3 separate regions of the Homo sapiens genome follow, and all the other regions are linked to region 3. Evidence: chromatin loops called from intact Hi-C (ENCODE). Cell type or tissue: endothelial cell of umbilical vein. All regions are shown on one strand.

Region 1 (5,000 bases), 790 kb after region 3:
TCTTTAAACTATATATGCCATGCTTACACAATGCTTTGCACAAATCTATTTGTGAAGTCTGAAGATCATGGCACCAGAATTGAGCAACTAACCACAAATGAAGTGGTTATGTAATGAAGCTAAGTCATTACTGTATGGCTTAACCATAAAATTTCCAAAGAGCTTTAACTCTTGTGACCCACACAAACTACAATTTAAAGCTGAAAAATAGCTCCTCACAAGCCTCTTTAAAAAAATAAAAAATAAAGCTGGAAAAAATCTTGGTCATCTCTTTAATATAACACTCTCATTCTACATATGAAGCCACAAAAGCCCAGATAGTTTAAGTGACCCATCTGAAGGGCCACAGCCAGAAGGGGTAAGATTTGGGTTTAGAACTACAGTTTCCAAGGTCTAGTCCTGGGTTCTCTCTCCCAGATGAGCTTGTTCTTCCTTTAGTGTATTATCACCTGTAAAGTATTTTTACTTGCCAACACTAGTGATTAAAATTAACATTCCAATGGATTACTATTGAAATAACTTCCGTTAAGATTTTCAGTCAATTTTCATAGTCCTCAGTAAATTATAACCACAATTGTTCAGAATCTTCTGCCTTGGATAACACTAACAAAAATAGTACTGGCCGGGCGCGGTGACTCACGCCTGTAATCCCAGCACTTTGGGAGGCCAAGGTGGGCGGATCACCTGAGGTCAGGAGTTCGAGACCAGCCTGACCAACATGGAGAAACCCTGTCTCTAATAAAAATACAAAATTAGCCGGGCGTGGTGGCGCATGCCTGTAATTCCAGCTAATCGGGAGGCTGAGGCAGGAGAATCGCTTGAACCTGGGAGGCGGAGGTTGCAGTGGGCCAAGGTCGCAGCCATTGCACTCCAGCCTGGGCAACAGGAGCGAAATTCCATCTCAAAATAAATAAATAAATAAATAAACAGTACCCTTGTATGTCATGATAGGCTCAGAAAAACCAAAACACTGCCAAATACCAATGCAAATAGTTTTGATTCAACGTCTGTATCACAGCCACTCCAGGCTTCATTCGTCTGTAAGAATGAAAGCTCAGACTAGATCATCTGTAACCTCACCTTCCAACTCTCACATTCTCTGCCCCCCTTGCCACCTGCCCCTGCCCCTCCAAAGACCTCTACTTTTTACTTATTTGCCTGGCATCCTAGTCATTGCTAAAAGGCCAAGCGCAGCATCTATCCACAGGATACCTATGTGTTCTATGAGTACTACACTCGAAATACTAACTGAACAATTTGGTTATCTTTGATGAGACAACCTGCATTAGACCGTCTGTAAAGCTTTTAGTTTAAAAAAATTATGTTAAAAAATATTTTGCAATTTTACCTTGAGACTTTTTTCACTTCACACGTTCTTTCTTCCGTCTTTTTTTTAAAGGTTGGTTTTGGGTTTTTTTTTTGTTTTGAGACGGAGTCTAGCTCTGCCGCCCAGGCTGGAGTGCAGTGGCGCGATCTCACTGCAAGCTCCACCTCCCGGCTTCATACCATTCTCCTGTCTCAGCCTCCCAGGTAGCTGGGACTGACTACAGGCGCCCGCCGCCACGCCCGGCTAATTTTTTTGTATTTTTAGTAGAGACGGGGTTTCACCGTGTTAGCCAGGATGGTCTCGATCTCCTGACCTCGTGATCCGCCCGCCTCGGCCTCCCAAAGTGCTGGGATTACAAGCGTGAGCCACCGCGCCCGGCCTAAAGGTTGTTTTTTATACAACTCATTAACTCAAGGATTATATACATCTTACCTTAGCCCCAGCCCATTTTAAATTCCTTATCAAGACAAGCAGTTTCTGAAATCCAGAATCTGGTTCTCTGTAATCTTTTTAAAACCACACAAACAAACGTTAATATCGCAACAGATTTAAAATAAGATAATAATAAATTCACTATTGAACATTTTAAGATTTAACACTTCAGAGTTTACTAGGCTCAGATTTGTCCACCTTTATACAAGCAACTGAGGGCAATAAATCCCAGCACATCAATTTTCTAAAGTAGTAACTGAAAACCGACCGCAAGGCATTTCTAATTCGAAAACAAGGCATTTCTAATACGAAAGCAACAGTGACTCATGCGGCTTTCTAGACTTCCCAAAAGCCCTTTCCAAGCGGCCTCAGGAGCCCTTGCCCTCGCCCCGGTCGCCGATTCGCACGCAGTTGTGCAGTCAGCCGCTGCGACCCGGCTCCTGCCCGGCGCCAGCCCTGCAAGGCTACCGGCCTCAAGGGCTCCCGCTACGGCCCCTGGGCTGCCAGACGTACCTCACAGGCCAGGTCACCGACTCACCAGCTGCCCGGCAAGCGACAGGCTGCTTTACCCCTGACCCGAGTGCGAAAGGTCCCCGAGCCCGGGCCTCGTCCCGCCCACGCGTCACACGGCAACTCCAGTTCGCCCGGGCCACTAGCGAGCTGGAGCGCTCAAGCCAAGGGCGGGGAGGAGCGGAAAACTCCGCCCATTGTTGCCCTGCTCCCAGCCAGTCCCCGCTGGCGCTCGCGGCCCCCCTGCAGCTCCCTCCCCGCTGGGCCTCCCTGCTAGACGCCTGCTGCCCCCGCCCGGCCCCCAGGGTAAGGCCAGCTAGAAGGACCTCGGATGGCACCTGGGGCTCCTCTCCAGCCTCTCCTCTCCCCACTTGCTCCACCCGATAATGGGCCCAACTCAATGAGAATTATATATGAACTATAATGAATTACATGAATTAAAATGTTTAGGACAGTGCCTGGCAATATAGCCCTACCTACCTGTGACTATCATGCTTATGGTACTTCTAGCTTTCCCTTTTCTCCAAGATAATCCTCATAGCCTGCATATGCAATCAGGCCAAAAGATGAAATCTAGACAATGTTGTAATTCTATTACCTTTCAGTCGATTTTTTGAATGTAAAATACTTGCTGTTGTCTATGCATATAAAGCTGTTTTTGTTAATATTAAGAGTAAAGCAAAATCACATGAGAAACACCAAAGGGGAACACTAAGGAGCCATTACCCTAAATTAAGTATCCCTTAGATTTCAGATGAACAGAGTGGAAGTGCCTGCTTTGTCTGTGATGCATACAATTTCTGGGACCCCAATCCAGGCATTCATTATCAAAAATAAGAAAATTTCTCCCTAATTCCAAAAGCCCTCCTTGGATAATACATTTCGTAAAGACACAAAAAAAACAGACATACTTCTGAATGACTAAAGTTACAATTTTATGGTCCTTTGTACTAATTTACATCAATGGCAACAAAGAAGGAATTCTATTAAAATATAACTCATGTCAGGAACTTTCATCTATTTTATGTGCCTCTGAAAAATGGCTGATCACAATGTAAATACAAAGAAACTTTGTTGGCCGTCACCTACTTAACCAACGGTCTCTGTTCTCTCTCTAAAAGATCCTGACCAACGCCCCAGCACAGTAAAGTCTTCAGCTACTCCCCTATGTATATGTTCACTGAGTTTCACAGTTATATTCATTTGTGTTTCTCTCCTCAAGCCAGCTGTAGCTGTTACTATAATGATGTGATTTATTAAATATTACATAAACATAAAAAGACTAAGGAGAAAGAAAATCACAAAAATCTAAAATTCTGCACTCAGACCACTTTACATGTAGCTTTTTACTCCCTTATGCTTCAGTATTTGCCCTTGTGTCTTTATAAAATGTTTAGGTTCTAAAGGGGAAAAATGCATAAGGTATTTTACCTCTCTTCTGCTTCAAGAATTTCTATGCTGTCTCAAAACAACAACCAACCATCCCAAGTAGATCATCTCATCTAAAGCAGCGTAGCTCTCCTATGGCTCCCCATTTGCCTACAGGATAAAGTCCAAATTTCTTTTAAAGGCAATAAGGCTCCTGAGTTAGGGTTCTCCAGAGAGATGGAACATTATATAGACAGACATAGATATAGACATAAAGATATATACAGATATAGATATGAGAGGGGATTTATTAGGGGAACTGGCTCATGTGATTAGCAGGCTGAGACATCCCATGACAGGCTGTCTGCAAGCTGGAGACCCTGGGATGCCAGTACCATGGCTCAGTCCAAGTGCAAAGGCCTCAGAACCAGGAAAGCAGATGGTGTAACTCTCAGTCTGAAGCCAAAGGCCTGAGAACCCAGGGGGCCAATGATACAAGTCCTGAAGCCCAAAGCCTGGGGAGCCTGGAGTTCTGTTGTCCAAAGACAGGAGAGGAAGAATGTATCCCAGCTCCAGCAAATAGATCTGCCTTTTCAATGTTTTTGTTCTCTCTGGGCCCCAGCAGATTGGATGGTGCCCACACACACTGAGGGTGGATTTTCCCCACCTAATCCACTTGGATTCACACCCCAATATCCTCTGGAAACAGACACACCCCAAAATAACATTTTACCAGGTTTCTAGATGTCCTTAATCCAGTCAAGTTGACACCTAAAATTAACCATCACAGCTGTCTATTTCCTGGCCTCACTCTGACTCTCCTGCTGTCTCCCAGAACAGCTCCCACACCCTAATCTACTGGACAGCTTTTCTATGCATAGGATAGTTTGGTTTATCTTGTGCAGCTTGGCTATGCCAGTTCTGTCAGCAATGCCAGTCTCTCCTCTTCTCCCTACCTATCTGCTTTTCAAGTCACCATCACTAACTACAAAGCCTTTCCTGACTGAGCACCTCACTCCTCAATACTTTTGGCCAATAGAGTTGGCTGCTCCCTCCTGCATTACCACTGTAATCTGTATGGGTTTCCGGCAGGACGCCTGTAACATATGTTACCCTATTGTTACATGCCTGCCTCCTTAGCCTGAGGGCTCCATGAGAGAAGAAACCATGTCTTATTTATGAATTAATAGCTTTGTACATCCTAATACTAAGCAGACAACCTGGTATCAGTACCTTGTCATTACCAACCGTTCACATTCTATGTGTGCCACTGAATCGACATAAAGAGAAAATGTCCCTGGCAATTGTACAATGCTTCACCCTAAATTCAACAGAGGCCTAAGACATTTTGGACAAACGGATG
Region 2 (5,000 bases), 300 kb before region 3:
AATAACCCCAGTTTACAGCTGAGGAAACTAAGACAGAGAAAGGTCACACCTCTCACCTGTGATCACACAATCTAGAAACACCCATGGCTCTGAGGAAACCCTGACCCCAAGCCACCTTCTGCACAACACTATCCACTTTCATTCCTTCATTTATTGCAATGCTCATTAATGGAGCCCAATAAGCCCGACCCACTGTGAGCCTGGGCTGTACAGAAGAATTAGACAGGGAACGCCCTCTGGGGGTTCACAGACTAGTGACTCTGGTCATATGGTACCACATGGAGAAGTAAGAGGAGGTCACCAGACAGACTGGAGAGGGAAGGGGAAGGCCTTCCAGGAAAAGCTCACTTGTGCAAAAGCCCTGTGGCACCTGATAGCTTCTTGTGTTGTCAAGGGAACATGGAGGATAGGCAGTGAGACCCTCCGTAAGTACATATTCCATTTCCAAGGATTCTGATGTGAGTCTAGGGGTGGCCTGGGAGCCATGAATTCTACACATTCCTCAGGAGATGCTGATTGCAGGATCCATGGACCACACTGGGAGCACAAGGAGCCTTTGAGGCATCCTGTATCAGGAGGAACATGATCAGATTCAGGTGTCAGGCAGCCCAGAGTGACACAGTGGGGGAGCAGGAGACAGGCCTGGGGTAAGTGAGGAAGTGGAACTGGTGCAGGGGTCCAGGGGGCAGGGCCTGAACCCAGGCAATGCCCATGAGGTCAGAGAACAGGAGCGATTTGGAAGGTATTGAAGGAATGTAATCAACAGCTCCTGGTGACTATTTGGATAATAGGAAAAGGAAGAAGGAAAGGGTCAGGAACAGGTCCAGGTTTAAGGCTGGAACACAGGCAGTGGGTGTCCATCCTGGTGACCAGCAGGTAGAAGGATGTGCCTGCCAGTGTCACACAGGGTGCCAGGTGAAGGCCATGTCACCTGCTGGCCACGGTGCCCTCCCCACCCATCTCTGAACCCCAGACCCCACCTCTCCCCAGCATGGCCCAGTCCGGAACACGCCATGTCCTGGAGACAGCCCGTGGTGAATGTTGTCTGGGGGAATCCAGGTGAGTCCATTGGCTGTAGATGTGATGTCAGGAGGCCACGTGTGAGAAGACAGCCCTCAGGAAAGCAAAGGAAGACAGAGGCGCCAGCCTCCCTCACCTGTCTCCACCTGCAGGTTTACAGGAGCCGCTGTCTCCATATGTGAAGGGGCCTACTTTGTGGCTCAGCTGCTGGCCATCTGCTTCCAGTAAGTAGTTTCCAGAGAGACCCCTCCATTGTCCACCCCAGCCCCAGACACCACAGATGTCTCCACCCAAGAGCCCACAACCAGGGGATGTCCTGCTCCTGAAGCCACTGTGGACAGGAGCCCCCCACCGAGGTACAATCAGCCTGGCCTGGAGGTGGGCACAGGCCCAAGGGGCTCCATTGCCTTCTTTGCCCTGGTCCCAACCAAGAGAACCAACTGACACAGTCATTCAGGGCCTGTCCTTGCCCAGAATCCCCAGAAAAGTCCAGCTCCCCCTCACCAGGAGCAGCCAGTCACTGGGCCCCAGTGTCTGAGCCATCTGCCATGGGGTGAGGACCCTGCAGAAGGCCCAGCTGGGAGTGAGCAGACCTGGGTTTGGGAACTGGCTCTGTCTCTTCCTAGGGCCCGGGGGCAAGTCAGGGGCAGTATGTCTCTACACCCCTTCGTGGGGCAGGAGTGCAGACCCTGCAGGATCTCGTGAGGCCCTTGCTGCTTCCCAGCCTACACTCAGTATGTGGAAGCTGTTATCGGTGAGACCGAGGACTGCGGCTCTCAGAACCTAGACACTGGTCCCTGGGTGGTCAGTGAGAGAGCCAGTCTTCAGATCCAGATGTCCCAGCACCTTGCAAGGCCACTGGCTGCCTCTCAGGCTCACCAGCCCTAAGGCAGAAAGCTTTCCCCTTTCTGCTGAATTCCACTGCCAAGCTGTGCTTGAAACTTCAGCTGGGGAGAAGGCTGGGGAGGAATGGACCCTGGATGGACTCCACCGCACCCTGCCACCACACACACGCAGGAATGGGCACCAGGGGGCACCAGTGAGCCATGGCAGTCCAGCCTGCGAGCATAAGAGAGCAGTGCTTTGGGCCACCTGGACAGCCTGAGCACTCCCTCAAAGCTAGAGGGGCAGGATGTGGCTGTGTAGAGCCCCAGCTCTAGGCCAATTCAGAGGATGGAGGCGCTGGGTCTAAAGGCAGGCACTTGCCCCCTGTGAAACATGGAGGCAGCGCCCCTGAAGGAAGCTGCTCAGCATCAGGCTTCTGCCAGGGCTATGTGTGGTCCCTGTGTATACAGTTAGAAAAGAAGCCCTTCTGGGCCAACACTGTACTGTGCCTAAGCAAGGCTGGGTGAACAGGGCACAGCTGGGTGCCAGCCTGCTCACTCACCTGGCCAAGCCTCTTATGCAGTGCACTACAAGCACAACTGTCCCAGGCAGGTGGCTCCCAAACTGCACACTTTCTCTGCATTAGTGCAGACTTCCCAGTGAGCCCTGAGCCTCCAGCTGTCTTCCTCACTAACTCATGCAGCATCCTGAGAACATTTAACTTGCTTCCCCTTCGACCAGAAAAACAGGTCTGGGCAGCCTTTCAAAAACTTGTGGACCCTCTAGAGGGACTCAGGCAAATCCACTCATTGTGGAACCCACACCAAGGACCGCTAGGGCTTTCTGTTCAGCCAGGGCCCACTGCAGAGCATGCCCACAGCAGGGCCTGGCCCAGACTCCATGGCATCCAGTCTTGCTGGGGTTTTCCTGGGACACATTATGCTAACCTGGACTCCCTCTCCCCAGGTGTCAACCAGGGTCCCTGGCAGACAGAGTAAGGGAGAAAGCCCACTGGCTGGGCTGCTTCCAGAAGTTCCTGGCCTACCTGCTGCTGTCGGTGGCCTGCTTCCTCCACCCGGTCCTGGTCTGGCACGTGACCATCCCAGGTAAGAGCACAGGGGTAGAGATATGCAGCCCCAGCACAGGTGGACTCTGAGCAGGAGGAGCTGAGCCCCTCAAAGTCTAGCTCCAGTGGTGGCTCCAGGGACCTTACCTGCCCCACTGCCCTCTCTGACCTAGAGGGTGGACATGAGGAATCATCGGAATGCCAGACATACTCCATGCTGATCAAATGGCAGGAATGTCCCAAGAAGTGCATCCTTCCTTCACAGAGCCGTACAGAAGTGGAACCGCAAAGGGGACCTCACCTTTCCTCCCACTGACCATGTGTGGTCTGAGCTTCCCAAGGGTGTGACATGGCCACTTCCCTGCCCAAACCCTTCTGAATCTCCCCAGTGCCTACTCATTCAGGTCCAAACTCCTCAGCCTGGTTTGAAAGGCACTTCAGGGTGGGACCCCAGAAAATCTTCACAGCCTCATCTCCTACTTCCACTTCACGGGTGCATACCACTGGCCAGCTGGTTTCTGGTCAGAGAACCCAGGATTTCTTGCTCCCACCTTTTCAGTTTCATCCACGACCTTTTCTGCTAGTGTCCTTCTCCTCTCTGCTCCCTATCTGTGAAAACTGTGCCCCCTCCTCATGAACCCATCTACAATACAGGGAAGACAGCCCTCCAGGGAGACCATGTTGAAAAGCAGAGCCTCCATCCTTCCTGCCATTTAGCATCCCCATCCCAGCCTCCAAGTGGACCCCCAAATCTGATGTGGGGTGTGAGGACAAGCCAGGCAAGAGGGCCAGGGCCACAGGGGCCTGTGAATGGCCACACAGCGCCGGGTTGCAGGAGCTCTGCTGCACGACATGCTTGCAAGGACTCCGGATTTTTTCCGTGACTCCTCTAGAGCCCTGACCTCTGGCTCTTTTCCAGGCTCCATGCTCATCATCACCGGCCTGGCCTACTTCCTTCTGAGCAAGCGGAAGAAGAGGAAAGCTGCCCCCGAGGTGCTGGCCTCCCCAGAGCAGTACACAGACCCCTCTAGCAGCGCTGTGAGCACCACCGGCTCTGGGGACACAGAGCAAACCTACACTTTCCATGGGGCCCTCAAGGAGGGGCCCAGCTCCCTTTTCATCCACATGAAGAGTATCCTGAAGGGGACTAAGAAGCCCAGTGCCCTCCAGCCCCCCAACACCCTGATGGAGCTGAGCCTGGAGCCAGCCGACTCCCTGGCCAAGAAGAAGCAGGTGCACTTTGAAGACAACTTGGTCCGCATAGTCCCCTCCCTCGCCGAAGGTCTGGATGATGGGGACAGTGAGCCAGAGGAGACCACCTCTGACACGACACCCATCATTCCCCCTCCCCAGGCCCCACTCTTCCTGTCATCTCTTACAGCCACCGGCCTGTTCTGAGCGCTTGCTCCAGCCTGGAGGACGCTCAGTGAGGGGTCTACCTAGCTCAATGGCCCTCCCTGGAGTTTCAGGGTCTTCTCTGGTCAGCTTTTCAAGGGGTAACCAGACACCCCCACACTGGCTGGGCCCCTGAGGCCATCAGGAGGTGTGACTGGCCAGCATTTCTGGAGAGGCCTCGAGGGAGGCACAAACAAGGCTCACGCCACCTCAAGCCAGCACAAGCTCCTTCCTCCTGGCCACAGGTGGGGAAACCCTTATGCTTCCCCAACAAGACCATCACTGCCACTGCGCACGAGGCTGCAGGTGCCATTGACTCAGCCCAGAAGGGACAGAGGATGTCTGCCCAGCAAAAGCCTCTGGGCTTTTCTTACTCCCAACCCAGGGCACAACACTCAGTGAGGAACCTATGGTCCACCCATCTCTGCAGGCCCAGGGAAGTGTCAGTAACTTAAGCATCTCTAAGGCAGAGAAGGTGGCTGTGGGTCTTGACCAACCAAGACTGCTCAGGGTCGGGAGGGGAGGCTGCAGGCCTCTGGTGGGAGCAGCCGGGCCGTGGGCCACATTCTCTGCATGCTCTAGGGCTGGGGCTGAGCTGCTCAGGAAAACAATGCCGCTCTGTGCTCACTGTGGGAAAGCCAGGCCAGATGAGCAAAGCTCATTCCAGAAACATGGCTGGGGACTTCCAGCCTCC
Region 3 (5,000 bases):
ATATGTAAGTGAAATGATCACACTAAGTAAAATATGCTATTTTCATCCTCAATGTTTATAGCTTCCTCTTGGGATTTATTTTCATATACTTCTGTGGAACAGTGTGTGTTTGTCTGTGTGTTGAGGGGAATAGATGGGTCCCCGTTTTCTCTCACTTTCTGTTCATTCATTTGGCAAATATTGATCAAGTCACTGCCACACTGCAGGTATTGTTTTTAGTACTAGGGATATTAAAAAATGAGCAAAACAGGCAAAAAGCCCTGCTCTCATGATGCCCACATTACTGGGTTTTCCTGCCTCAGCCCCACCCCAAGTCATCAAAACACAGACTTATTTCCAAGATACTCACTAATTCAAGTGAGTATAGATTTTTTTCTGTAAGAGATATATCAAGGTATATGCAATATTTTTATTCCTATGCATGTCTACTTTTTACCTCCACTTTAATCTGCTTCCAAATTTCAACAACTTCTTTTATATTGACAAACTAGTATGGACAGTCAACAGAAGTTTTAGAATCTCCTTTGATTCTCCTTGTTTTTCCCATTATTCTTTCATTTGCTTGATGTTCATATTCTGTAGTTGCAAGGGATAGAGGATTTCCCTGTGAACAATGGTATTTACCATAACACAAAATATCTCCCAAATCAGGGGATGGTTTGTATTTATATTAGCAAAATAAGGAGCCACCTCTGTATGTAAATTGTATGTATATAAATGTAAGTTTACATTTTACATACATATTTACATGCATATTTACATACATACAAAAGTTGAATTGTATACTTAAGGAGTATATATAAAAAAGTATATGACTTTTGTATGTGAATATGCATGTAAATATGTATGTATGTAAAATGTAAAAGTTGTATGTATGTAAATATTAGCAAAATATTACAACTTACAAAAAGTTACATACTTACAAAAAGTTGTAAGTATGTAAATATTAGCAAAATAAGAGCTACCTCTCTATGTAAATTGACTATTTTATACTTATGTTTTACTTTTTTAAATTTATGTTTAACATTTATAAAGTGTTAAATCAGTGGTACCTTTAAGGAAAAAAACAATTACACATGAAATTATATCTACATTTATAAAAGAAAATGTAAAACTGGGAAAATACTGTAAACACCAACAGTTTAAAAATTGATGTATCTCGCTATATATTACAGCTTAACGCGGCACTGGATTAAATGGCAATCACTTCTCTCAGTGACTCAGTTTTCTTTTATCTGCAAAGTCCAGGATATACTTGTTCTTTCCACCTTACGGGATTGTCACTGTGGGGATCAAATGGGGTTATATGTTTGCAAGCCACTGAAAACCATGCCCACAAAAAAAAAAAAACCTGTCAATATAAAGTCATGATATTGTTAAAATTGTCTCTTTTCCTCCCTTTTGAAATGTTTGTAAATTTCAATTCAATGTCTAAGAGCTGGTTAGCTTCTAAATCTGATGTGTGGCACATTTACTGGGGTCTCTGTCTGTGGGCCTTCTGTGCAACCCCGTAATACAGTATCTGCTGGTCCTGCGATCACCATTTCTCACCAAGTAATGTAACTCCGTGTATAAAGATATCACTAACAAAAAGTTTATTAAGTGTTGTCTGTAGTTGCAAAAAGTTCAAGAGACCTAAATGTCCACTTAGAGGGGCTTCGTTAAATAAATTAGGCTGCACTTATGCAATGGAATACTCTCCAAAAACTAAATACGATGCACCAGTGTTTTTATTAAGATAAGATATTAATGATGTATTGGTAAGTGGAAAAAACACAACATCAAACAGTAAAAAATATGCATGTAAAATATATGCAAAGATATTCAAAGAAAGGTGTTAAGAATATATGAGAATGCTAGGGTGTTAGAAAAATTAGTCTATTTTCTGATACTTCTGAAAATAGCATTTATCAATTTTATAAATAATATATTTTAAAAAACCATCTAGATTTCCAGCTGATATAATTCTCTGTCTAGTTTGATTACAAAGCCTAAGTGATTAAAGAGCAGAAAAATTAGAAACAGATACCCACTTGCCAGCAGCCACTTTTCCCTTACTTACTCTCTTGTTTTTTGAGACAGAGTCTGGCTCTGTCGCCCAGGCTGGAGTGCAGTGGCGCAATCTCGGGTCACTGCAACCTCCACCTTCTGGGCTCAAGCGATTCTCCTGCCTCAGCCTACTGAGTAGCTGGGATTATAGGCGTGTGCCACTATGCTGGCTAATTTTTGTATTTTTAGTAGAGATGGGGTTTCCCTATGTTGGCCAGGCTGATCTTAAACTCCTGACCTCAAGTGATCCAACTGCCTGGGCCTCCCAAAGTGTTGGGATTACAGGTGTGAGCCCATACTCTCTTTAAGTATCTACTTGCACATAAAATGAGAGGACCGTAAGCACAGATGCCTGCAATATTGAATCAACATCAGATTCTGAGTTGTTGTTTGTAAAGCCCTGATATGAGCTTTACAAAAACAAACTATCAGTCACCATTTCTTCAAAGAATTCCTGCAATTTTCAGCAAGAAGTAGATAAAATAGAGCCAGGTGTCCAAATGTTCTATAGTTTTATTTATGCAGAAATAAACATGGGTATTCAACCCTAGGCGGTGCACTGACGTCACAGAGGGAGCTTTTAAAAAACAGCATGCTGTGGCTCCTCCCCGGGAAATCCTGATTCAATAGGTTTCAGTGGGAACTGGAAGTCTAATGTAAGTAACTCCACAGGTGATTCTGAAGCAGAGCTGATTTTGGTAACTATTAATAGTAATTTAATGCAATGCCCACCAGATGGCACTCATGCTCCGAGAATAGAAAGGCAAGTCGGAAAACTGCTCAATTTGTTAAAGGCTGTGCTTTGTACTCTGCATGTGTCTGCCTTTAAAAGCCTACACCAGGCCGGGCGCAGTGGCTCACGCCTGTAATCCCAGCACTTTGGGAAGCCAAGGTGGGCGGATCACCTGAGGTCAGGAGTTCAAGACCAGCCTGGGCAACATGGCGAAATCCCGTCTCTACTAAAAGTACAAAAATTAGCCGGGCGTGGTGGCAGGCCCCTGTAATCCCAGCTACTCACGAGGCTGAGGCAGGAGAATTGCTTGAACCTGGGAGGCGGAGGTTGCAGTGAGCTGAGGTTGTGCCCCTGCACTCCAGCCTGGGTGACAAGAGCGAGACTCTGTCTCAAAAAAAAAAAAAAAAGTCTACATTAAGTGACTCATTGTCTAAACATAACAAATGGGAATATAAAATGTTTGTTCTACTCACGCCTCTGCAGTATGGTCCATAGGATGGAGAGCTGACGTTGGGCCCATCGTAGAGTGTGAGATAGTTCTGGACACAGTCTCCTGGATCGTCAATGCTGATGAAGTAAAAGTTGACAGTGAGAAGCCTTCCAGCAGGAGCTACCAGTGCCCACTCGCAGTTCGTGTTGTTTGGATAGGTGCCTGGATAGCCAGGGCTGGTGAATGAGCCTCTGTCTCCATAAAGAGTTCCACCACATCCTGCAAGGAAAACAGGACAGGAAGTTTGATTCAACAATGTATAAGCCATCCAGTCTGGCTTGTTAGGCAATAAGACTTCATTTTCTTAAGGTGCTGAGACTCTGCAAGAATAATAGAGGCAGAAACCGCTTTTCCTGTTCCTCTTCTTTGGGCTACACCCTTTCTCCTCACTTCCCCTCTCTTCCCATCGCCACCACCACCTCTTCCATCCTCAACACACATGCCTTTGCCTGCATATCACGATCCAAGGACAACTTCCTCCAGGACTGTACTTTGAAAATCGGGGGTTGACAGCAGAATGGAAAACAATCAAACAAACAAAAACAAAACAAAACAAACAAACAAAAACTTAATAAAGTAACTGTGGGAGAAAATCAAGTTGTTGCCTCTGTGCTTTCGATGGTGCGGAGATCTTTGCTTACCCTGAGTTGATGCCAATGATGTGAGTGAAGTAAAATTAGAAGGAAAATTCAGCACTAAACCAAGAGGAAGTGTGTGATTGTAGGTGGTGGCAGGAATGACTTCATTATAAAAGTAACTTTACCACCCTAATAACTGACATACTTAAGGTCGAATACTTCAAGTTTTGGTGTTAATTTGTTCAATTTGTTAATCTGTATATGAAGGCTGTCATGATTTAGACTACATATAGACTACATATCTGTGGAGATCCAGATCGCCTCCAGGACAGGAAGAAGCTGGCTGTCATAGTTACGGAGCACCTGGCTGGGCCTTTGACCACCGAGGTCTAGTCCCATCTCCACCTCAGTCTAGCAGAGCATTTTGGGCAACTCATTAATCTTGGTGGGTTTTTTTGAGATAGAATCTTGCTCTGTCACGCAGGCTGGAGTGCTGTGGTGTGATCTCAGGTCACTACGGCCTCCATCTCCCAGGTTCAAGTGATTCTCCAGTCTCAGCCTCCCAAGTAGCTGGGATTATAGGCATGCACTACCATGTCCAGTTAATTTTTGTATTTTTAGTGGAGACAGGGTTTCACCATGTGGTCTAGGCTGGTGTGGAACTCCTGACTTCAGGTGATCCAGCTGCCTTGGCCTCCCAGGGATTATAGGCGTGAGACACCACACCCAGCCTAATCTTGGTGTTTTATTTCCTCGTCGATAAAATTTGAGCATTGGAAGTCATCTTTGTCTTCCTTTGGGTGCCAAAATTCCATTACCCACGATTATCTTAATAGAACCATTTTCTTAAGGTATTTAAAGTGATTTCTGTTTATCTTTTTTTATTTGGAATGTATGTTGGTATTTGAGGACATTTCATAAAGGTATTTCTCCTCTCTTGCATTAAATGTATTGACATGACTTAAATTTTCTTTAGCTGTTTGAAAAGTGGCCAACCAAAAATATGAGAGGATACTTACTACCCTAAAAAAGCAATTTCTCTCCAGGACTGCCAACAAATGTCAGGGCCTGTGAGAAGCACAACCATTCATATATATGCCAGAATGTGTTCATAAGTTGGATTTTTGGTAAATATTTTTCCTTAAATTGT

The links. Hi-C counts contacts between places; a loop is a spot of excess contacts. Peaks named below come from ENCODE experiments on the same cell type or tissue, not always from the same donor. Only the 100,000 strongest peaks of a DNase experiment are listed, where the experiment ranks them.
Region 1: it touches region 3 in a loop (10-fold over the local background); 16 of 110 quality-filtered maps call a loop at or near these places.
Region 2: a loop joins it to region 3, with 8 times the contacts of the local background. A loop is called at or near these places in 12 of 110 quality-filtered maps.

The regions. Positions count from the first base shown.
Region 1 is chr10:46,021,058-46,026,057 of GRCh38, forward strand. All of the region lies in intron 1 of NCOA4 (nuclear receptor coactivator 4), which reads right to left. Among named protein-coding and RNA genes, the nearest start is that of NCOA4, 7.1 kb to the right of the region's middle. RefSeq lists silencers at 540-735, 2,407-2,576 and an enhancer at 2,262-2,556. In endothelial cell of umbilical vein, no CTCF peak of the experiment used is centred here; a DNase peak (open chromatin) is centred at 2,444; H3K4me3 peaks cover 868 bases; H3K27ac peaks cover 1,488 bases.
Region 2 is chr10:44,930,826-44,935,825 of GRCh38, forward strand. TMEM72 (transmembrane protein 72) reads left to right here. Exons shown (of 5, transcript NM_001123376.3): 3 at 1,173-1,244; 4 at 2,812-2,951; 5 at 3,831-5,000. The coding sequence ends at 4,309. The region is part of intron 1 of TMEM72-AS1 (TMEM72 antisense RNA 1); the gene reads right to left. Among named protein-coding and RNA genes, the nearest start is that of TMEM72, 22 kb to the left of the region's middle. RefSeq lists enhancers at 1,535-2,242, 2,243-2,949, 4,756-5,000. In endothelial cell of umbilical vein, a CTCF peak has its summit at 2,053 (motif pointing right); a DNase peak (open chromatin) is centred at 2,086.
Region 3 is chr10:45,232,599-45,237,598 of GRCh38, forward strand. It overlaps the pseudogene CUBNP2. Among named protein-coding and RNA genes, the nearest start is that of MIR3156-1, 71 kb to the left of the region's middle. In endothelial cell of umbilical vein, a CTCF peak has its summit at 2,774 (motif pointing right); DNase peaks (open chromatin) are centred at 2,793 and 3,363; H3K27ac peaks cover 1,512 bases.